Linked DNA regions of Mus musculus: regions 2 and 3 are each linked to region 1. The links are chromatin loops, found by intact Hi-C in ENCODE. Cell type or tissue: heart. All regions are shown on one strand. Links, peaks and the distances in the headings refer to the core of each region. The heading gives the core; the rest is flanking DNA. Region 1 holds the start of Zfp367 (zinc finger protein 367). Region 2 holds the start of Gm36445 (predicted gene, 36445). Region 3 holds the start of Aopep (aminopeptidase O).

Region 1 (7,854 bases), core at 1,449-5,448:
ATGTGGGCTGGAGCCAAATGCTCACATCCTTCCTTCCCACATCTAAGCAGGCCGAGGCCGCGAGGTTACAAGCACAGCAGTGCAAGGCATCTGGACACAGCGAGCCTCCCCCTCATCACCCCGCTGCACCTGCTGCCCTCAGACCGGCCTTCGCGCCGCACCCGTCACATGACCACCTTGCCCCCAAAGGTCCGGTTTTGGCGCGCGGCAGTGACGTCAGCGTCCTGTCAGCCACCGCCCCCGCCACCCCGCTTTTCCTCTCCGGCCCCGCCCCGCTGGCGAGCGGCGCCGTTAACGGGCCCCAGGCCGCCCCGCGCCCGGGGCCGCCCGAGCCACTCACCTTGAGGTGGCCGCTGTCTGGGCTGCTCGCCTCCTCCTCGTCCTCCCCGCCCGACACGGCGGCCACGGAGGCGGAGGACTGAGGCGCACCCCGCAGCGTCGGGAGTTCAGCCGCCACGGGCAGTCCGGCTGAAACGACGCCGCCCGCCGCCCCCGGGCTGAGCGTCACGTTATGCGCGTTCTCACCCCAGCGCCACGGGTACACCATGAAGTCGCTGAAGCCGGGGCTAGTGGGGACGAGCGGCGGCGGCGGCTCGGGCTCCCCCACGCTGCTGCACGGAGGCGTTGCCGGCGTGGTCCTGATGACCGATACCAGTACGCGCTTCGGGGAGTCGTGGCAGAAGACGACCGGCGGCGGCTCCGCCATGGGTGCCGGGGCGCCGCGGATCATGCTGGCTCGTCTGCAGCCCTCGCGCTCTCGGCGGCCCGAGCTTGCCTTGCTCGCCCGCGCTGCTACGTCTCGGCGCCTCACAGCCGCCGGCTCATGGCAGGCGGCTCCGGGCGATCAGGCTGCAGCAGCGTTGCTGACAGGAAAACGGGACGCGAGGCGCCGAGTCCCCGAGAATAACAACCTGCCGCCGCGGTCCCCGCTTCGGCTTTTCCCGCGTTACATTTCGCGCCTGGGCGGAACCAGTCACCGCGAGGACCCTGCGGCTGGCCACCGCGACGAGTGACAGGTCGCGAGAGCCAATAGCCGGGTCCAGGCTGTGTTCCGTCCGGAGGGGGCGGAACCAATTCGAGCGCGGGTCCTTACTGCCACGTCATTGGCCGCCGCTCTCATACTTTTTTGTCTGGAGGGCCAACTGCGTTCGAAAGTCTGTAGGAGCGCGCGTCTTGTCCTGACACACCCGTCGGGAGCCCCACCCTGGCCGGATGACTCCTGCGAAGGTGGGGAGGGGGAAAGAGGCTGTTGATTGGAGGAGCTGCGGGAAAGGGGCGTGGTGGTGGGCGGGGCGAGCATGCTGGGTCCCTCCCCCACCAGAAGAAGAGGGGGTGTAAAGAGGGTAGGAGTCTGGAGAAGTTGCAGTGGAGAGGGCCCTCCCCATCGCCCCACCCAATCCGCCCCCTCCCGCGCGCAGCCAGTTTAAAGGGCTGAGGCCGCGCCCGTCCCACCCCACCCCACCCACGGCTGCTCAAGGCGCCAGCAAAGCACCACTTCTTTTTGGGCGTTGGGGGGTTGTTGTTGGTTTTGTTTTGTTTTTCGAGACAGGGTTTCTCTGCATAGCCCTAGCTGCCCTGGAACTCACTTTGTAGACCAAGCTGGCCTCGAACTCAGAAATCCACCTGCCTTTGCCTCCCAAGTGCTGGGATTAAAGGCATGAGCCACCACCGCCCGGCTTGTTTTTGTTTTGAGACAGGGTCTCTATAGAGTCCTGGCTGCCCTGTAACTCCCTATGTAGGGACCAGGAGGGCCTCGAAGTCAGAGATCCCATTCGCCCCCCCCCCTCCATACACACACACACCCAGTACTGGGACTAAAGACGTGAGTCACCACTCCTGCCTAAGGGCATGGGTTCTTAATGTGAGTCCCGTGACCAGCCCTGCTACGGTTCCCGGACTATTGGTTCTTGCTGCCAGGCTCGGGACCGCGGTGGGACGCATGAGCAACCATTCGCACAGTAGTCAGCTCCCGGTCGTACTTGCTTGCAGTGTTTCCCAGGCAGTCTGATGGTGGTAGCAGTTCAAAGATTTTTTAAAAATCTCTTTAGAGGCTAAAGGATAGAACTGGCAACTGGAGCTCATTTGCTTGCTGCGTTTCCCAGGCAGCCTGTTCCTAGTAGAGACTCCATAAAGATTTTTATATCTGAATGAGTATCCAGTGGTTAAGCGATAGAACCGGTAACTAAACTCCATCAAATACAAAGCTATGCCTAAATTAATTTAGGCACCAGAGTGTTGTTTTAGAGAAAACTGCCTAAATTAACAAATCAAAGCAGCCAATAGTGTGACCTTATTTTTAGCCACATCTTTATTTTGGGTAAATAAACTATACCTAGCAAGATACCGAAGTCAAATTTGACTTTATGGAGAGAAAGTAACTTGTGAACTGAAGTGAAATGTTTCAAGAAGATACATTGAGTAATTTGTATCTTTGAAGTGGGACAAGTAAAAGTATCTTTAAAAAAAAAAAAAAAAAAAAAGAACAAAGCAGCCAGAGAAATGGCTCCATGGTTAAGAGGACTTGCTGCTCCTCCAGGAGACTTGGGTTCCAAGCTCCCAGTGGTGGCAGTATGTGACTTCAGTCCCAGGTGATCTGCTTCCCTCTTGTAGCTTCCTCTGACAATGCATGCACATGATACACATTCAAGGAAGCCAAACACTCATATACATTTAACATTTTAAATTGGATTTCTTTTCTGGAGGCTGGCTGGGTACCACAGCTTGTATCTACTGTATGGGGGGGTGGGGGGCGGGACGGGAAATACAGTCTGATTTTAATAGTCAATCTGGAAACGGAAAGTTCAGCTTTTGTTTCCCACAATGGGATAATATTGTAAACGACAACAGAAACCTTACTACATTGTTTCAAATCCACTAAAATACTTTGTTTCATAGTTGATAGTGAAAGTTTAAAAAATAAAAAAAAAAGATATAGCTATCAGGAACACTTGAATGAAGGGCTGGGCAAGAGGCCCACAGGTTAAACACTGGCCAATAATTACTATTCAACACTAACCTGCTCAAGTGCAAGATGAATCACCCAGAAAGCAGAACACTGACAAGGTTTCTAAAAATTACCCTTGATGAAGGGTAACCTGGCAACTCCACTTGCTTCCAGCCACAAGAGAATGAAAAACATGCCAGGAATGTGGTGAGTTTGATTCTGGGAGAACTGAAGTCACTCTGAGCTGCTTCTTGCTCCACTTTGATGCCACCAGGGGGCTATATGCAATGTGTGCGTATATTCCTGATGTCTATGTTCTGTCCTAGATATAATTAACAGCCTAAGGATGTACACTAACTCTGAAGACACTAAAACCCGTCACAGACGAGCAGTGGTCTCCTGCTGAGACTAAAAAGACAGGGTGCTAGTGCATGCCTTTACTCCCAGCAGGTGTCAAAGGCAGGCGGACCTCAGAGTTTGAGGCCACCCAGGGCTACAGCTACACAGAGAAACAGTCTCCAAAAGCTAAAACTCAGCAAGCAAAAAACCAGCTATACTATTTCAGTGTTCAAAATGTAGTCCCTTGGGGGTGTGGCTTATTGGTACACCTAGGCATGTGTTGTAAGGCTTTGGGCTCAATCCTCAGCATGAAAAAAAGCTACGGAAAAAAAGCTTGATAAAAGTCTGTCAAATCTTTTACAATGTATCCTAAAGCCTTAAAAAGAAAGTAAAAGGGGGCTTTCAACTTGAACATGTAGAACTTGAATAGAGTCAAGAAGCATGACTATTGCTATCAAAGCAAAATTTTTTATCCTGTGTGAGACACAAAACAATTTAAAAAGTATAGAGAGGGCTGGAGAGATGACTCAGTGGTTAAGAGCACTGACTGTTCTTCCAGAGGTCCTGAGTTCAATTCCCAGCAAGTACATGGTGGCTCACAACCATCTGTAATGGAATCCCTCTTCTGGTGTGTCTGAAGACAGCTACAGTGTACTCATATACCTAAAATAAATAAATATATCTTTAAAATATATAGAGAGATTTAGTGTCACATCTAAAAATGTACATGAAGCAGCTTTGAAAATGGAAGCTGAAGGGCTGGAGAAATTGCTCAGCAACATTTGCTGCTCTTGCAAAGGGCTTTGGTTTGATTCCCAGCATGCATGTCTGGTAGCTCATAACTGCCTGAAACTCCAGTTTCAGAGAAACTGACATCCTCCTCTGAACTCTGGGACACCAGCATATACACATAAATATATACAACTTACATTCATTGAGTTCCCAGTATACAAACATCCCTCTTGTTTTCATTAATCCCGAGCAATTTTATCTGATCCTTAACAGATTCTAATAAAATCCCTGGATTAAAGAACCTATTTTAAAGTAATTTTCTAATTTACAACAAATATTAACCTTCTGCTTTGAAACACTACACAGTTCTTGTAATCAACAGTTCATGTTGGTGATATTAAGAGGCATCATTTAATAAAGGCTAACAAAGTACTATCTGTGAGGTGTCTAGAAAATGGAACATGGAAATTAAGAAGAATGAGGCACATGATGCTTTATATACTTATACCTACAGAAATGAAATAACTACCTTATGTCTAGACAGACTATTACCAACATTAGCCAAGAATCTATGAAGAACAACTCACAAGCCCTGATTTTATAGCCTGGTCTAATATAACTAAAGAAGCATCCAGCAAAAGAGTTACAGGCTAACTTTGTTACTTTGTTTTCTGGGATGATCTGAGAGGTCACAGTTTCAAAGCAAAGGACAGAGAAAGGACAAGTGGAAGAAAGGAGAGAATAGAACCAATGCTATCTGTCTTAATTAGCTTTAACTATCAACTTGACACAGCCTAGATGCACATGAGAAGGGAGTCTCAATTGAGAGTGTCCAGACCAGTTTGCCTGAGGCAATTCTGTGGTAGATTGTCTGTTAACAGATCAGAAGCACAATTCCCTGGGGGAGGTGTTCCTGGATTGTATAAGAAGGTTAGCAAAATATCAGTCTATGAGTAAGCCAGCAAGCACCATTCCTCCATGGATCCTTCCTTCAGGTTCTTGCTTTGAATTCATGCCCAGGTTCTCTCAATGATAAACTATGACCTGGGAGTATAAGATGATAGAAACCTTTTTCTCCCCTAAGTTGTTTGTTTTGTTTTTCGAGACAGGGTTTCTCTGTATAGCTCTGGCTGTCCTGGAACTCACTTTGTAGACCAGGCTGGCCTCAAACTCAGAAATCCACCTGCCTCTGCCTCCTGAGTGCTGGGATTAAAGGTGTGTGCCACCACGCCTGGCTCCCCTAAATTGTTTTTTGATCAGAGTGTTTTAGCACAATAACAGGGAGGAATCTTGACTATTGTTCATATCACAACATTATAGTAAAAGGCAAGCTCCTTTGATCAAGAAGTGACTTTTTAAAGATGTGTATGTACATTGATGTTTTGCCTGCATGTATGACTGTGTGAAGATGCCAGATTCTCTGGAACTGGAGTTACAGACAGTTGTGAGCTGTCATGTGGGTACTAGGAATAGAACCCCAGTCTTCTGGAAGAGCAATCAGTGCTCTTAACTGCTGAGCCATCTCTCCAGCCCCAAGAAGCAGCTTTCTAAGTTATGATTCAGTAAACTTCTGTAGAATTTGTAGTCAGTACCCTATCTCCAATCTACCATATGACAATAGACTAAACCTCTGAAACTGTAAGCAAGCCCCAATTAAATGCTTTCTTTTAGAAGAATCACTGTGGTCATGGTATCTCTTCACAACAATAGGACATTGGCTAAGACAGACACTGTGAGGGCCCCACAAAAGCAATAAAAATATTTAACAAAGTCATACACTTATAAATCGATAGAGCTAGAATACAAGTTAGTAGTAGAAAGAGGACTGACTGGCTGGACAAAGGTATTTTCCAAAGTGGAGGAAAGGGGTCAAAAAGGAGATATTAATGATGGTGTGCAAAATTTTAAGGTTGCTAAATGGAATTCTACATTTACAATAGGAGACTTGGAGGCTGAAGGGTTGACTTAGTGGTAAAGAGCACATGTCACCCTTGCTGAGGACCCTAGTTTGGTACCCAACACCCACATAATGACTCACACTAGCCATGACTCTAGTTCCAAAGGATCCTACACCCTCTTCTTACTCCATGGGCACCAAGCACTCACATGGTATACATACATACATATGCAGGCAAAAACTCATACACAAAAAATTTAAATCTAAAAAAAAAATTAAACAGGAGACTTTTGTAATATAGAAATTATACCACCCCTTAGAAACCACTAATTTACTTTCTGTCTGTATGAACTTTATAATTGATATTTCCCACAAATGTACTCATTGCCTTTTGGTATATTGTATCTGGGCTCCTTTTATTTAGTATGATGTTACAGAAATGCAGCTGGATAAATAGCTCTATAATAAGAGTACTTACTGTTCTTGGTAAAAACAAAAACAAAAACAAAAACAAAAAACAAAAAAACAAACAAAAATCTCCCAGAGTTTTATTTCCCATACCCACAAGCAGGTGACTCACAACAGCCTGTAACTTCAGGCCCAAAGGATCCAAAACCCTCTTCTGGCTTTTGCAAGCACACAGATGCACGCGCACACACATAAATCTTTAAAAGTTCTACCCATCACTTGCTAAGTGTTAGCTTCCAAATTTGGGCTATAATTAATAATGCCACTGTCTCATGCCTATAGGTTGTTATTTACATATGAAGTACAGGTGCATATGTTTTCACTTTTGACTCCCTTTCTCCATGATTCTATTGAATTTTGAAATCTAAATTCAGCCTCCAACATGTCTACATGAAGCAGAAGGCCATATGGAAGCTATGAAGTTTAATTTGGGGGTGGGTGGAATTGTACTGCTTTTTTTTTCCTAGTCCTCACACCACTTTATATCCCACCAATGATCTATGCTGGTCCCGTCCCAGACTCTTCACATCCTTACTAATATATGCTTTATATATATCCTTCAAAAAAAAAATGACCGTCATCCCAGGGATCCTCTAACCAAGCTGTATAGGGAGACTAGCAATATTGGCGAGTTCTAGGTTTGAGTGAGACGCTCTATTTCAATAAATAAGTTGTAAGAGGAATTGAGTTTAAGTCCTGACATCAAACTTCAACCTCCACAGGCATTTGCCCACAGGTGCACACACATCCATACACATGTGCTGAAACATTTAGCCACACACACTAAACATATGAAAATGGGGAAAAATACAATGGAGAAGTAGGAAAGGTATCCTTAAAAGTGTGTCAGACCGTCACACACAGTTTTCATTTCCATTTTCCTTACAGCGTATGCCATTGAACACCTTTTCCTGTGTTTTTATCCATTTATAAACATATAGAATACTGATACTGAAACCCCCTAGTTTTAGTTGTTTTTTTAAATTTAATTTCATGTATTCTAAATACTAACCCCAGTATAAAAGATTTTCAAATATTTTCTTCCACTCTACAGGTTGTCTTTAGATTTCTTCAACAGTTTCCTTTGTTGACTGGATCCTAAATTTGATAAAGTGTAATTTTGCTTGTACCTTTGATGTCATATTTGCAAAATTATCTCCTTTCTACAGTTTTGGTCTCTGAAAATCAATCATCAGTAATAAAAACCAAGTCTCTTTGGAGAAATAGCTGATGCCAAGACCAGTCCAGGAAATGTGCAAGATCTGCCAGAAGTAAATAATTATTGTTACTTACACACACACACACACACACACACACACACACACTCACATGTATACAAAGCCTTCATTATGTATCAGAGCAACATAGGAGACAATGAAGAAGCTCTTGTGTCTACAGTGACATGAGCAACAGAATAATGTAGCACTGGATTGCATTCACAGTATAAAGTAAATGCCTTGAATGTACACTATGT
Region 2 (7,854 bases), core at 2,416-6,415, 1.1 Mb after region 1:
CTGTTGCTTTTATGTTCTTGAGGGATATTTTTGTAATTTTTTATTGAATATTTATATGCTCTGGGTACCAGGGTAATTGTGGTTTCATAAGATGAATTGGTAATATTTCTTCCATTTCAGTTTTTAGAATACTTTAAAATGTTTTTAGGATAGGGCTTTTTGAAAATCTGGTTGGTTGGATTCTCCACTAATACCATCCATCCTCTGGATGTTTTGGTTGAGTCTTTCAATGAATTCTATTTCACCAAGGGTTATATATATATATATATATATATATATATATATATATATATATATACTGTTTATCTGATCTTGATTCAACTTTAGTAAGTGGTATCTATAAAGGAAATTATCCATTTCTTTTAGAACATTTTTTTAAAAATTGTTTAGATATTTTATTTACATTTGAAATGTTATCCTTTCCTCATTTCCCCTCTGAAAACACCCCATCCCATCCCCCCACCCCCTGCTCACTAATACACCCACTCCTGCTTCCATGTCCTGGCATTCCCCTACACAGGGTCATAGATCCTTCACAGGACCAAGGGCCTCTTCTCTCATTGATGTCCCACAAGGCAATCCTTTGCTACATATGCAGCTGGAACCATGGAGATGTGTACTCTTTGGTTGGTGGTTTAGTCCCTGGGAGCTCTGGGGGTACTGGTTGGTATTGCTGTTCCTATGGGGCTATGTAAGACTCCGGAGAGCCTTAGCTTACTGGGGACCCCTTGAATGAACCACATGGAACCAGAAGAGACGATGTCCTTTGTTGTTCCAGGACACTGGGGTTGTCCCAGACCCAAAGGAGTGGCAGCAACCCCGAGCGCAGCTCCTTCAGTGAGGTTTTATATCATTTTCAGGGCAGCAGTCATTAGGCACAATGTAATTGGCAGAACAGTGTGACTTTTTAAAGTGATTGGTCTTTAGGGGATGATGTGGTAAGGACTTCCCTTGTCTGAAGGTGAGCTATGGGAGACACAGGTTGGTTCTGGCCCTGTGGTCAGAAGAATGTTAATTAGCCTCTCTCTCCCTTCTGTAGGGGCAAGTGTTCCATGACCTTCCCAAAGTTCCTGAGCTGTCAGCTGCAAACCCCTTCAGCTCCTTGGATCCTTTCTATAGCTCCTCCAATGGGGACTTCTATGCTCAGTCCAATGGATGGCTGTGAGCATCCACTTCTGTATTTGCCAGGCACTGGCAAAGCCTATCAGGAGACAGCTATATCAGGCTCCTGTCAGCAAGCACTTGGTTGGCATTGTAACTTTTTGCCTTGGTTTTCGGATTTTTCTTGAGTCTTCCTGGAAGGAGTTGACTCTTTAGTTGGAACTTGGAATCCTGGTACAGTGGGACCCCTGCCGAATTGTAACCACAGGGGCTTGGAAAATGTTCCAGAGCCTGGTATAGGGGACAGTGTGCCCCTGATATTAATTGCTGGGAAGGTTAGCCATCCCCCTCCCTCAGCTCCGTAATCACACTGTTTCTGTGCCTCAGCTCCTGCCCGCCCCACCTACCTCCTACTCAATTCTGAGCCAGATCCGGGCAAGCACTGGTGGAAGGGTGGGGAAGGTGTGGTGGTGACTGACTGGAACCGGGTCCTGCCCTCTGTCACAGTGATTGACAGGCGTGGTGACTGACAGGAGCCTGGTCCTGCCCTCTGTCACTGTGACTGACAGGGTTGAGTGACGAGAGCCAGGCCCCTGCCTCTGTTTCAGTGACTAAGATTTCCTGAGGGCGTGGGGAGGCTCAGCCAGCATCTTCACAGTGTGCAGGTGCTACTCAGCACCGTGCAACTCACCCAATGCGCATGCCAACTGGAAGATCGCACTATGTAGTTGCCTCAGTAGCATGGAAAACCCAGTGCGCATGTGTCCCGGTCCCCTCAGCGAGTGGGCACTAGTGCGCATGTCCAACCGCCTGGTTGTGGGACTGGCCTTTGAGTTTGGAAGTGCGCATGCGTACAAGTCTCTTCGTTTCCCCCTCAATCCCACCATCGCGAGCTCCTCGGGAGACTGCGAGGGCGACCTCGCGGCTACTCCCCTGGACTGGTGAGCCCGCTAGGGGTTGTTATGTGACGAAGCAAGTCCGTGCTGTCACCGGCCACCCAAGTCTCACGGTGGGCCTGCCCTCTTGTTTTTGTTGTTTCTGCTGCAGCTCCTGACAGTACCCTCACACGCCCTGTTCATCTGCGCGACCGCCTTGTTTTGGATGAAGCCAGTGACGCCATCACTGCTGGCCCGCATTCTTGACGGGGGCTGCCGAGACTGTTTCGAAACTTGACAGCAGCCACCTTGTTCACTCCTTGGCCCGGGTCCGTCAGCACCGCCTCTTTGTTGTCTTCCCGCCTGGTGACGCAATCGCTGCGCGCCCGCTTTTAGTACCCTGTGAACTGATCCCCTTTAGCCGAAAGCAACGCCGCCTGGTTATAGTCTCAGCCCTGTAAGTTATCGCTCAGCGTGGCCGTTTTGTTTTGGTCGCGGGGTTGTGACGCCATCACGCCGCGCCGGAATAGATCACTAGTACCAGAGCGCGGTTTTTAAGCCTCAGATCTTAGCGGTTGTTCCGGGGTCCGTGTGTTCGTCTGTGTGTCTGTGTGTCCGCGGACGTGTCCCGGGTCTTCGGGCCAGTCTGTTGGCCCATCCCGCACCTCCGTCGCCGCCATGCCGCCTGGGAAGCCGCTGCAGCCTCGGCTGCAGATTAAGATGTACCAGCTGTTCCTGTGCTGGATCCGCGATCCCAATACACACCGCGCTCTGCCGGACCGGCTGCGGCGCATCCAGGACGCGACCCCCGACCCTGCGACCTCTGACTCGATCACCCGTGACCCCGTAATACCCCACCCTGCGAGCCCCGACCCCAAGACCCTTGACCTCTCTAACCGTGAACCACTCGTGACTCCGAGTCTCCCGACCCCGCCACCCACGATGCCGCAACACCCCACCACTCGACCTCTGACCCTGCCCACGCGCTGTCCCTTGGCGCCCCCGCCTGCGCCCGACCAGCACGAGGCCGGAGGAGGACGACGACGACAACAGGACCTAGAGAGGTGAGTGACAATGTGGAAGCCTAGACGGGGGGGGGCGGGGGGTTGTGACGTCACAGGAGGACATCTGAGGTCATGGGAATCCCTAGCCGGTGGGTGGGGGAGGGACCAGGACGTGGAGTGGCCGAGGCTGTGAGAGGAGGAAGATAGGCGTATACCGGTACAGTCGGGGTCACAAGGCAATATAGATGTTGGGGTCACAGGTTAGGAGTTCACGTATGTTATCGGGGTCAAGTGTGAGGGCAGCTCCAAATAACAGGTCAAGGGTCACGTGGGATGTCAGAGGTTACCTCAGTGGACAGGGAGCACCGCGCCATCCCAGAGACACTCTGTGACCCCCCACTCCCACCCCGCCGAACTCGGACCCCCGCCCGGGCACGCGTGACCGTTCCTTGGGTGGTGACTGGAATGACCCTGCAGTGCTGTAGGCGCTGGTGGAGCTGGCCTGGGGTTGCAACTTCGTTTTTCTGTCCTGGTTCCGCAGGACTTCGGGCAGGCGCGGGGGTGGGTAGGGCGGAATCACGGGTGTCCCAGGGCTGTTTCGTGAATGCCACGTGTGGGCTCCGTGTCCCCGTTAGGGACCTGAGTGGCGATGGTTAGGGGGCGTGGCCACGGCGGACAGTGTGACCTCACAGGGTCACTGCCAGGAAGGAAGGGGGAGAGAGGTGCACCAACCCTGATAGCTGTGTTCCAACCAGCACACCTGAGAGTGACTCTAAAGAGACCTGAGGGGTCAAAAGCCTGGTCTTCGGGGTCATCTCTGAGCAGCTGCTTTGGCCTGAGTCTAAAAATGTTCCGGCTAATCTCCTTGCCAGGGGTGGGGGCTGGGGCGGGGCCGAAGCTGCTGCGGGGCAGGATGGGGCGGGGGTGAGAGTGACCAGAGGGGTCAAGAGTGGCCTGAATCTCTGCCTGTGACCCTGGCACCCCCTGCCCCTGCCCCATCCTTTGATGCTGCAGTTGTGCCTTTCCACTGTCCTCTCCATCCTGCTCCCTGCAGGTCCAGGCCTGCAGGGAGGAGCACCCCCCTCCTCTGCAGCATCCCTGCCTTGTATTTCTCCCCCTCCTCGCAGCCCCCTCTTCCCCCAGGGCACCCCCTCAACCCCCAGGCCCTGGCTGTTTATGATATCATCGCAAAAGGCTGACTGTAAAGATGAGTCATTGTTGTTCTTTGTGTCAGTGGCTTGTCTGTCAAATTTTTCTCTGTGTGTTTTGGTTTTTGGATTTTTCTTGAGTATTTGTGGAGGGAGATGACCAAAGCGAATGTGGAACACCACTGCAATGATACTCTGGAGAGTCATAGCCACAAAGGGCTTGGAAGATGTTCCAGAGTCTGGTATAGGGGACGGTGTGCCCGTGGTAGTAATTGCTCGGAAGGTTAGAGCAAATTTACAGCTGCCATCCTATCTATCTTCATTTTCTACTCTGTGCAAATGGAGGAATCTGCTGGGTGGCCTTTACCTCCCCCTTGTGGCTGTCTTTTATGTGTGTGACACTACTATTCTGTGACTGAGAGGAAGAGACTTTCCATCCCAATCAATTTAGTTACTCACCTTGGAGTTAAATCCTTACCAAGAGGACCAGGACCTACACTGCCCATGACGGAAAGCTCTTCAAGACAGCATCCAGGGCAAAATCAAGCTCTCCCTACCCTGTTTTACAGGTTGGAAAGGACAAAGACCTCATTTATCCCCCATGTGATTGACTCTGTTCCCAGGCCATATGTGACTCTGTAGTTTTGAACTTGGAGCTGTCAGTAGATAGAAAGTTCTTCATCCATTCCAACAAAGTTACCATATCTTCCTTAGACCAGCAGTCTTATTTCAAGGTCTGTTGGGCAATCTGCTCCTCTGTTTACCTTCCTGCTGTTTTAGCCATCTCTTTAGTTTCACTGGCCTAGGAACCCAGGGTTAAAGACAGCTCACCCCAGGGCAGCACAGGCTCTGAACTCCCCATTTCAGTGTATCCTTCCTTGCTCTGAGCTAGCTGCATTTCCCATTTTGTCCTGACTCAGCCCCAACTCCAACTCCCTCTTGTGGTGTCAGGACCTCCTGTAATGGTTAGCTCAGGTTTTGGGCTTTTACAAGTTCCTCATTTATTACTGTCTCTGTGTTATAATTGTCTTAAATTTTCAACATTTCAGAGCTACAGTCATTTGAAGGAGCCTTATAATTGAGGGTGTGCGCTCAGCAGAATGCCTGCTTTCTGTATCTATGAGAGAGAGTGTTGATGATTGATATGGGAAGGCTCTTCTACTGAGGGTGTCAATATTCCTATGCAAGTGGGTCTGGGCTAGATGAAGCTAGGTGGGAATGTGACAGTGACCAAGCAAGAAAGCAAGCCAGGAAACAGTGTTTGTCCTTCGTTTTTCGTTTTTTTCCCCTTCATTCTCTGCCTTTAGTTTCTATTTTAACTTTCCAGAATGATGGACTGTGATCTGACAGAACCATGTACAACAACCATTTATTACCTGAGATGATTTTACTCAGGATTCAATCACAGCAGCAGAGTAGCAAGTTAGAACATTAACAACCCAAAAAAATGGTATCAAAATGAGATTTTGTTGTTAGAATCTATGTTCTCTTTTGAAGGAGTGTGGAAAGTATCAGAAAATGAGATGGCAAAAGTCATAGAAAGCTGTACATGGAGCTTAATTGGTTGCTCTCATAGGACCTGGAAGATTGGAGTGTTGACAGTATTGCAGCCAGAGGAAGTTCAGGTTATAGTATGTCAGTGGAAAATAGACTTTGTGAGAAATTTAGCTAGAGGTCATTTGTGTGATATTTTGGCCAAAAATCTTTCCTACTCAGCTTTTTCCCTGAAATACTGAATAGGGCAAAAATCTAAAAATTATGTACTAATTTGTATATTTTTATTCTATTTACATGTATTTCTTCACTTTTCCCATTTATTTATTTATTCAATTTACATTCTAATCGCTATCCCCTCCCCATTCCATATTACACAGTCCCTCATACCTGACTCCTTTTTATCTTCCCAGGGAGGGTGGGAACCACTTGAGTATCCCTCAACCTTGGCATGTCAAATCTGCAGGTTAGGCACATCCTCTCCTACTGAGGTCAAACAAGGCAGCCAAGTTAGGGGAATAGTTTGGACAAACAGGCAACAGCTTAAGGGTCATCCCCCACTCCAATTGTTGGGGGACCCTCGTGAAGACTGAGTAGCACATAAACTACATATATGGTGGGGGCCTCAGTCCATCCTTTGTATGTGGCCTTCAAATATTGCCTTGAGTGTCAGAAGAGACTTTAGACATTGAACAGTGCAGGGTCTCCTACACACTATGAGGATCACTGTAGACTGAATGCATTTTCATCACAGGATGAACATGAGCCTATAGTGTCCAGGGTCTAAATGCAGTTGATTTTTTAAAAAAAAAGTTCTAGATAAGATGGAACTTGTGGAAGTTCTTGTAGGAGGAGCCTTTCCAGATTCGTTTTGGGGAGATGATAGTGTGTATGAGTTAAAAATAAAATTGCTTTCTTGCTTTTTTGTTTGTTTCTCTAATAAGTTATATATTCATTATAACCCTGATCACTGTCCCAACTCTAGGTCCCTTGCCCTCACAGAGTCCCTCCTCCCAATCTCCTCTGTTTCCCCTTTTAGAGGTGTGGGCCCATAAGTATCCCCACACTGTGGTATGTCACGTCTCTGGTAGATGAAGTGCATCCTCTCCCACTGAGGCCAGACATGGCAGCTCAGTGAGGGAACAGATTCCAAAGATAGGCAGCAGCTTTAAGGACAGCCTCTGCTCCAGTTGTTGGAGGACCCTCATGAAGAATGTACATCTGCTACTAATGTGCCAGGGGCCTTAGTCCAACCTGTGTATGCTGTTTGATTGGTGGTTCAGACTCTGAGTGTCCACACAGGTCCAGGAGAGTTGAGTCAGTTGGTCTTACTGTGGAGTTCCTATCTTCTTTAGGGCCTTCAATCCTTCCCCCAACTCTTCCATAAGAGTCTCCAAGATCTATTCAGTGTTTGATTGTGGTTCTCTGCATCTGTTTCAGTCAGCTACTGGGTTGAGCCTCTCAATAGACAGTTATGCAAGACTCCTGTGTGGAATATCACTAATTCTGTCATGGATTGGTGCTAGCCCATGGGAAGGGTCCCTAGTTGGGCGAGTTTTCATTGGCCATTCCCTCTGTCTTTGATCCGTCTTTGCCCCTGCATTTCTTTTAGACAGGACAGAGTTTTGTGTGTGTGTGTGTCTACTGTGTTGTGGATTAGTTTAATCCTTTGGCTTTCTTCTCATGCTCCCATATATTCACCATTTGAACTCTGTCCCTATATCACATAAGATACACAAGAGGTATTCACAAAAGTATAAACATTTGGGGCTGAAGAGTTTACTCAGTGGTTAAGGGTACTGACTGATCTTCCAGAGGTCCTGAGTTCAATTCCCAGCAACCACATAGTGGCTCGCAGCCATCTGTAATGGAATCTGATGCCCTCCTCTTGTGTGTCTGAAGACTCACCTACAGAAAATAAATAAATCTTTAAAAGTATAAACATTTGCGATTTAATGATAAGCTATTTTGGAAGCCTCGTTGTTTTATATTTTTACTTTATTCTTTTGTTTTTGTTTTTTTAAGACAAAATTTCTCTGTGGAGCCCTTTCTGTCCTGATAGTAGGTATAGAAACCATATAAGCTACCTGATATATTTTTGTCGAATAAGTATATGTTTTTGTGTAGCTCTTAATCCACATCTTTAATTTTAAAATTTGGCCACTTATATAGATGATACAATATTTCTCAGGATGGCATATGCTCATGTTCATACATCAGTACTACCTGAGG
Region 3 (7,854 bases), core at 1,982-5,981, 1.2 Mb before region 1:
TGCTTCCATCTCCTTCCCTTGGTCACCAACATCCCTCTGCAGGCAGGCATGCTGACCACTCAAGGAGCCCTTGTGGAGACATTACAGACAGACAGCCTGTCTCATTCTGCTTCAAGGCTGAAGGCATGATGAATCACGCCCCTCAATCAACATTTCTACATATTAGCTTGATTCATTATGGGAACAGAGCAAACATGTAACATGCTATTTGACTCCATACATGAGAATTTGAAAATGGCTATCAAGAATTCTGGGAATGGTATTTTAATGTACTTCCCACTCCTGTTTCGATCGGCATAGCTAGGCCACCTGCCACTTCTCAGAGAGAACTTGTGGAGCTGCAAGTTGGCATCCGACCTGAAGAACTTGCTCATGTCTCTTTACTAAGTTTTCGTAGGTCCTGTCTTCCTAGGAACAAGGCCCTCCATTTTACACTGTATATGTTTCTACTTTCTGGAAGCCTGAAAGCCAAGTTAGAGTCAAAGTTTCTGATGAGGAAACTGGAGAATCCACTGAGAACTAAAATTACTTCCATCAAACAAGGTTGTTGTTGGTGGTGGTGGCGGTGGCGGTGGCGGTGGCGGTGGCGACAGCAGTGTGCATACTGCACAGACAGGTGCGGAACCATGTGAAGGACGTCCAGTGTCCTGCTTTATTCCTTCAAAGCAGGGTCTTGCTCTGAACCTGGAGCTAGACGTGGTGTCAGCAAGCACCAACAATCCTGTCTTTGCCTCCCCGCAGCACTGGAGTTGCATAGTCCCTGTCTGACTTGTTCTATGTCTTCTGGATTTGAACTTAGGTCTTTATGCTTGTACAGCAAGCACTTCCTCAGCAAGTCCTCCCCCCAGCTCTCGAACTTGATATTGATAGTTAGTTCTCAGACATGATGCCAAATTCCCTATGGGTTTTATGTTACATTCCTTTCTTTTACTTTTTATAGTAAAGATTTTTTAAATTGATACAATTTTATTACTTAGATATGTTGAGTTTCATTATTATTTCTTTATTAGCAAAGTTTAGACCTGCTCGATAATTTTAAAAGATTCTCCAAATGAGGCACACATGTAGTGGAAGCCTGCAGATCCATAACAGCTTCCCTTTTCCAAGATACCTGGGACACCTTCTTGTGGCTTCTTCCTCTAGGTTTCTCAACATCTACTTTGCCATCCTAATTTTATCCCCTCTCCTTGGTTTGCCTCCTGCTCCCCAATCCTAGATTTACTCCATCTAGGACACAAATCTAAAACTCCAACCTATAAGGCAATAAATTAGGTTGATCTCCTCAATGGAGAGCAGGTTCTTTGATGTTGATGCAGTCAATGCTACCAAAAGGAGGAAAAAGAGAACTTGAGCATAGGTCACACAGGTAAGTATCAGGAATATTGATGCCTAACTTTGCACATCCCCATTCCACTCTATGTGCTGAAAAGAAGTCTCTGCATCTAGAGGCTCTGCACTAATGAGGGCTGAAACACCGCTGTCTGTTTATTTGATACAGAGCCTCCTTATGGCCTGGAACTCACTGTTAGAACATACTGGACTTCAACTTGAGATGTTTGTCTGCCTCTGCCTCACTTGACTACAGGCCCCGGGGTCCAACTTAGTGTAGGCTGCACATGATATCTGCAGCAACTTCTCTGACCCATGTGGACCAAAGCACCAAGGGGATACTTAGCAACCATCACATTCAGCTTTCCTCTGCTCTAATCCCCTCTTCTCATAGGACTTTTCTTCCAGAATCCCACAAATATTTCAAATCCTATATTTGGGCCTTAACACTCATCCTACTTGATGATTATTAAGCCAAGACTGAGTTTCTTAAGCTTGAGGAAATTCTATTACGAAATTGCAGGCGTATGGGACTACATTTCCTACTGTGGATAGGTAGAAGAAATATAAAGTTGAAATTTTAAAATGATAAAGTAATTTATTAACATTCTCTGGCCAATCAGACGAGAAAAAATGAAAGCTTTGTTTCTCGGGAATGGTTTGTGTTTTCCTTTAGTGGCTGGAGATTTAGTGTGCCTCGAACCCAGAGATTCTGGAGTATGAAGACTTGGCACATATTATTTTTCCACTGACTACACAGACCCTCTTTACTTCCTGAGGGTTCCTCTTAGGTCAGCCTAGTGTATTAGAAAAGGCAGAATGAAAGCAGATTTTAATAAGGTTACACAATCTTTTCCTAGCCCCCCAGTGAGATCGTGTGGTTCTGCTATGAGCTGCTTCTCCCTAAAATTTATCTAAAAATCGAAGTTTCCTTCCTATGAAGAAAAAATATTGGGTGCTGGGAGATAGTCAGTAGTCTGCACCATCCATTCCTTTATTAGATTTTGTCCAGCTGAGACACACAAAAAGTTCTTTTGATTTTTCAATCTTTTCCACACGATCTCAGTGGGTGCTAGGGAAAAATTCTGTGGCCTGATAGAATAGAAGGTAGCTTGCAGTTTCAGCTGGCCAGGAAAAAAAAAAGTTTAACAAAGTAGAGTTAGCCACTATTGTGTAAGATTTTGGAGATTTGGGAGGCTGGAGAGGTGGCTCAGAGATTAAGAGCCTGAGTTTGGTTACTAGCACACACATCTGGCAGTCCATATCTGCCTGTAACTCTAGCTCGGGGGGAGGGGGTGATCAGTGCCTCTGGTTTCCATGGATACTTGCACTCATGGGCATGGATCCCCACATATACATATTTTAACAATTTTTAAAATCTTTTAAAAAGGTTTGGGAGAGTTTGTGTGGACAGATATTTTTATAACCATTTCTTTTTAAGATTGGTAGGGTGTTACACACAGGCCAGCATTTTAGTGGCCAAAATGAACTAACGAGTAGTAGGGAAGGAGAGCCCCTCTCCTTAGCCTCCTCACATGCCTCTCCTCTTAGAATTGCAAGCCTGCTGAAGGCTTGGGGATGGTAACATAAGGAGTCCAAGAAGGAAAGAGTTACGGAAAGGGGAAACTGTGTGTGTGTGTGTGTGTGTGTGTGTGTGTGGTCCTACAGTGTTGGGTAACAGGAAGGCAAAGAAGTCAGGATTGAAAGATGGAACAAACCTGGTTCTCACTATAGAGTTCAACAAATCTATTCTAGCACTCACTTTCAGTAACTTTTTTTTTTGTCTAGACTTTTATCTAATCCTTCCCACCTGTCACATCAATTTCCAAATTACCTTTTATATGTATCCATTTTTCTCCATCACATCTCACCAGTCCCTTCTTTCTGTGTGCTTCATGCCCAGCACACACAGCAGCCTGCTCTGCGTTTCAAAACTAGTTCCTGTCACTCACTCTTCCCTGGCGACAGAATCCACGCTCCTTGCTTACAGTGGCCCAGAAATGTGCTGCAGGATGGGGCCTTTGGGCCTTGTTGGTTTCACCCTGTGTTCTTCAAGGGCGCCACAAGCTGCATGTACTAGGTGCTTCTGATCCTTCTAGCTGCTTTGCTCGCAGGTCTTTATAGCCTTCCCCTCTCTTCCCAGTTAAATGAGTCTCCTCAGAGGGTATTAGACCTCCTGTAGTGAAGTGGCTCTGACTTCCTTCCATTTTTCAGAGACTTACTTCCATATGTGTACCTCTAAGAACATCCATACGAGAATTAGCTGATGTGGTGCAGCTTAACTCAGTGGTTAAGAGCATTGGCTGCTGTTGCAGAAGACCTGGGTTTGGTGTACAGCACTCACGGGGTAGCTTACAACTATCTCTGCAGCTCCAGTTCCAAGGGGGTCCATTTGTACATTCGTGTACCTAGACATACATACAATTACACACCACCCCACATACTAAATGAATTTTTAAAAAGGGAATATTCTGTTGAACTATTCAGAACTTGCTTTCTCAACCAAAGATTGTCTCTACAAAGGCAAGCACAACTGGCCCACTTTTGTAGCCGCAGATACTGTAACTGTCTGTATGGCGCATAGTATGATCTTATTTAAGGCACTGTGCTGGGATGAATATGTAAAGTCCAATCATATGCTTCAGAAATGTGGAATGAAGAATAAACAGCGCACTCAGGAAGCAGAGGCAGGCTGATCTCTGAGTTCGAGGCCAGCCTGGTCTACATAGTAGGTTCCAGACCACTCAGAACTACACAGAGAGACCTGTCTCAAAGGCAAAAACGACACATTTGTATTTCAGTGAGGCGTGCGTGTAGTTCACGCGTCTGGAGTCTTGATACCGTGGCCACTAGCAGCCCTGCGCCTGCGCAGTAGCGGCCGAGGAACTGGCCTACAGGGGGTGGGAGGGGGAAGCGGCCGACCCTGGCGCGTGTTGATGACGCAATTAGTGTTTGCCTGGTAGCCCGTGGTAACCCGGAGTCTGCGGAAGTGTAGCTGCAGCAGCACCGCAGCTGAGACAGGTAACCTGCAGCTCCGGTGTCAAGCAGCCGCTCCGGGTTATGCGGACCCACGACCTCTGGTGGGGTGAGCAGGTAGGATCCGATCCGTCTTGCCCTGTGGTGAGCCAGTGGGATCCTGTTCGCCTCTTGTGAAGCGAGGCGGTGGGATCCTGTCTGACTTGTCTGGGGCGAGCCCTTGGGATGCTGTCACATAAATTGTAGCCGCAGTATTAGCGCTCAGCACTTGCGGCGACCGCTACCTGCAAAGGTGGTGCTCATGGTAGACGGAAACCACACCGGCCAGCGGAGCGGTGCTTAGAGCTGTTTTCAAAGGTGACAACTGGGCTCGTGTTGATGCTGAATTCAATTCTGATCCCTCGTGCTTTTGTTTTGTTTCCACGTGCAACTAGCGCATTCATTTCAGAAGGGTGTGTTGTGCTCCGTGTGATTTGAGAAGGCTGCTAGTGATTTCCTAGTTGGTAAAGATTAGGTTGTCCCGTATTGGGAGCTACAGAGAATAATATTGTTTACTGTCGACTTGTCTTTTAGACTCCAGGGATTGTGCCCTGCACTTACATTTCATTGTCTCCTTAGTTCATGCAGTATTGCAAGTTATGAACTATTATGTTTGCCTTACAGAGAAAATAACTGAGGCTCAGCTCCATCAAATTGACTGGGTGAAAAATTCCCAGTAACCAAAAGCAAAGGGCAAGTTTAAATTCAAGGTTATGCATGGCTTCAAGGTCTCTCTCTCTCCTCTCCTCTTCCTCCCCTTTAAAAATAACCACCATCAGTGGTCAAATTCCAGGCTTTTTACATTAGTCATATGTGATTCCATACGTTTATTCACCCATCTGACCATATGAATTGTGTGTGTAACACACACATGCACGTGTGCAATACGTGTACGCATGTGGAGACAAGGGATAACATCAACTGTGGTTTCATAGATGCTGGCCACCGTTTTTTGTTTATGTGTTTTTGAGACAGGTTCTCTCACTGGCCTAGAGCTTGCCAGGTAGATTGGTTTAGCCAGCAACTCTTGAAAATGCCCGCCTCTATCTCCCCAGCACTGGAATCACAGACCTGAAACTTTCCACTCAGGTTCTGGGGACCGAACTTGCGTCCTCGTGCTTACACAGCAGGTGGTTTTCAGCCTGAGATGCCGCCGAAGCAGCAGCAGCAGCTGCTTCTTCTTCTTCTTCTTCTTCTTCTTCTTCTTCTTCTTCTTCTTCTTCTTCTTCTTGATTCATTTATTTATTTTATGTATATGTGTACACCAGTGCTCTCTTCAGACACACCAGAAGAGGACACCAGATCCCATTACAGACGGTTGTGAGCCACGATGTGGTTGCTGGGAATTGAAACCAGGACCAGTGGAAGAGCAGTCGGTGGTCAGTGCTCTCAACCGCTGAGCCATCTCTCCAGCCCACTGAGCTGCCTCTTAAGCCCCTATTTTGATACTTTGTAAATATGTTGTAAATTCTCATATTCTTAAAGTTAAGACATCTGGAAACATGTCTTCTTCCTACAGGCACGCGCACGCGCGCGCGCGCGCACACACACACACACACACACAGAGAGAGAGAGAGAGAGAGAGAGAGAGAGAAGAGCGAAAGCACCCTTATCTTTAATTGTGACATACATGGAAAATGATGTTGCTTTGTAAGTACCTTCTATTCAGAGATCCAAGAAATGAGTGATTTTACGTTTGCCCCCCCCCCTTTTTTTCTAGTAATGTAAATATCAATAAATAAATTAAAGGCATCAAGTGGTTTTCTTGCCTTCTTTCTTCTGGTATGCAGTCACAAACATCACTTGGCCTGTGCTGAAATGTGATGACTTCCTCAGAACCTTTGCTGTCTCTGACTCCCCAGGTGCTTTGCATTTGCGTCTGCCGGGCTTCCCCCCCCCCCCCCCCCCCCGTGTACCAAAGGACATTTAAAAATCCATTGTTTCTTACTTATTGTTGGATTAAGTAAGGCCATTTTTGGTTCAACTTATATTAGTAGCATACCCAAAGAAGAAACACCTGGGCTTTCAGTCTTTTCTAAAGGAAGAAAATTTTCTGTGTTCAGAAAGGTGGATTTAAGTTGATAAGAAAGAGCTTGATAGGAAGAAAGGAAGAGAAAGAAAACAAGACACCGTTAGGACACAAAGGTTTATGTGATTTTAGCCATTACAACAGGAGTTCAGAAAGATCTCAAGTGTTACATTGATGTTATCGGTATAACAAAAAGAGAAAAAAAGTGACAGGCAACAGTGAAGAGCACCAGAGACCCAGCACAAACCTAAGACCATTCTCCTTCCTTCAACTGCCAAGGTATTTTCACAGATTAAGCCCCCCACCCCACCCCCTTCTTTCATCTCAGCTTTCCCTAACCTGCTTGGCCTGGGGAACTCAAGCCTTATTCCCGCCCTCCTCCTCCTCGAACTCACCCTGCTCCCTGCTCATCAGCCGTGGCATCCTGGTACTGCTGGTACCAGGTCGTTCATGTTGCTCTCCGCCTCGGTGAACTCCATCTCGTCCATGCCCTCGCCCGTGTATCAGTGCAGGAAAGCCTTGCGCTGGAACATGGCAGTGAACTGCTCAGAGATGCGCTTGAACAGCTCCTGGATAGCAATGCTATTGCCAATGAAGGTGGCTGACATCTTGAGGCCACGAGGAGGGATGTCACACACGGCCGTCTTGACATTGTTGGGGATCCACTCCACGAAGTAGCTGCTGTTCGTTCTTGTTCTGCACGTTGAGCATCTGCTCATCCACCTCCTTCATGGACATGCGGCCACGGAAAATGGCCATGGTCAGGTAGCGGCCATGGCGAGGGTCGCAGACAGCCATCATGTTCTTGGAGTTGAACATAGGCTGGGTCAGCTCGGGCACTGTCAGGGCTCGGTACTGTTGGCTGCCCTGGCTGGTCAGAGGTGCAAAGCCTGGCATGAAGAAGTGCAGGCGTGGGAATGGCACCATGTTCACAGCCAGCTTGTGCAGGTCTGCGTTCAGCTGGCCTGGGAAGCGCAGGCAGGTGGTCACTTCACTCATGGTGGCTGACACCAGGTGGTTGAGATCGCCATAGGTGGGTGTGGTCAGCTTCAGGGTGCGGAAGCAGATGTCCTACAGAGCCTAATTGTCGATAGACTAGGTTTCATCTGTGTTCTCTACCAGCTGGTGCACTCAGAGGGTGACATTATAGGGCTCCACCACAGTGTCAGAGACCTTGGGTGAGGGCATGACGCTGAAGGTCTTCATGATGCGGTCTGGGTACTCCTCTCTGATCTTGCTGATGAGCAGGGTCCCCATGCCTGAGCCAGTGCCTCCCCCCAGTAAGTGGGTCAGCTGGAAGCCCTGGAGACAGTCACAGCTTTCTGATTCCTTCCTCACCACGTCCAGGACAGAGTCCACTAGCTCGGCCCCCTTTCTGTAGTGGCCCTTTGCCCAGTTATTTCCTGCATCACTCTGGCCGAGCACAAAGTTGTCTGACCTGAAGATCTGGCCGAATGGTCCCGACCTCACGGAGTCCATGG

What was found. A loop is a pair of places that touch in the nucleus more often than their neighbours do. Peaks named below come from ENCODE experiments on the same cell type or tissue, not always from the same donor. Only the 100,000 strongest peaks of a DNase experiment are listed, where the experiment ranks them.
Region 2: it touches region 1 in a loop (3-fold over the local background); 4 of 42 quality-filtered maps call a loop at or near these places.
Region 3: it touches region 1 in a loop (3-fold over the local background); 2 of 42 quality-filtered maps call a loop at or near these places.

The regions. Positions count from the first base shown.
Region 1 is chr13:64,152,260-64,160,113 of GRCm38, forward strand. Zfp367 (zinc finger protein 367) reads right to left here and starts at 940. Exons shown (of 5, transcript NM_175494.5): 1 at 341-940. The coding sequence starts at 730. In heart, for the core only: a CTCF peak has its summit at 3,200 (motif pointing right); a DNase peak (open chromatin) is centred at 1,772; H3K4me3 peaks cover 824 bases; H3K27ac peaks cover 2,258 bases.
Region 2 is chr13:65,238,976-65,246,829 of GRCm38, forward strand. It overlaps Gm36445 (predicted gene, 36445), which reads left to right and starts at 2,540. Exons shown (of 4, transcript NR_165655.1): 1 at 2,540-3,197. In heart, for the core only: a CTCF peak has its summit at 4,502 (motif pointing left); a DNase peak (open chromatin) is centred at 2,946; H3K4me3 peaks cover 1,750 bases; H3K27ac peaks cover 1,371 bases.
Region 3 is chr13:62,960,598-62,968,451 of GRCm38, forward strand. It overlaps Aopep (aminopeptidase O), which reads left to right and starts at 4,296. Exons shown (of 16, transcript NM_001289926.1): 1 at 4,296-4,422. It also overlaps the pseudogene Tubb2a-ps1. In heart, for the core only: a CTCF peak has its summit at 4,262; a DNase peak (open chromatin) is centred at 4,254; H3K4me3 peaks cover 1,329 bases; H3K27ac peaks cover 1,233 bases.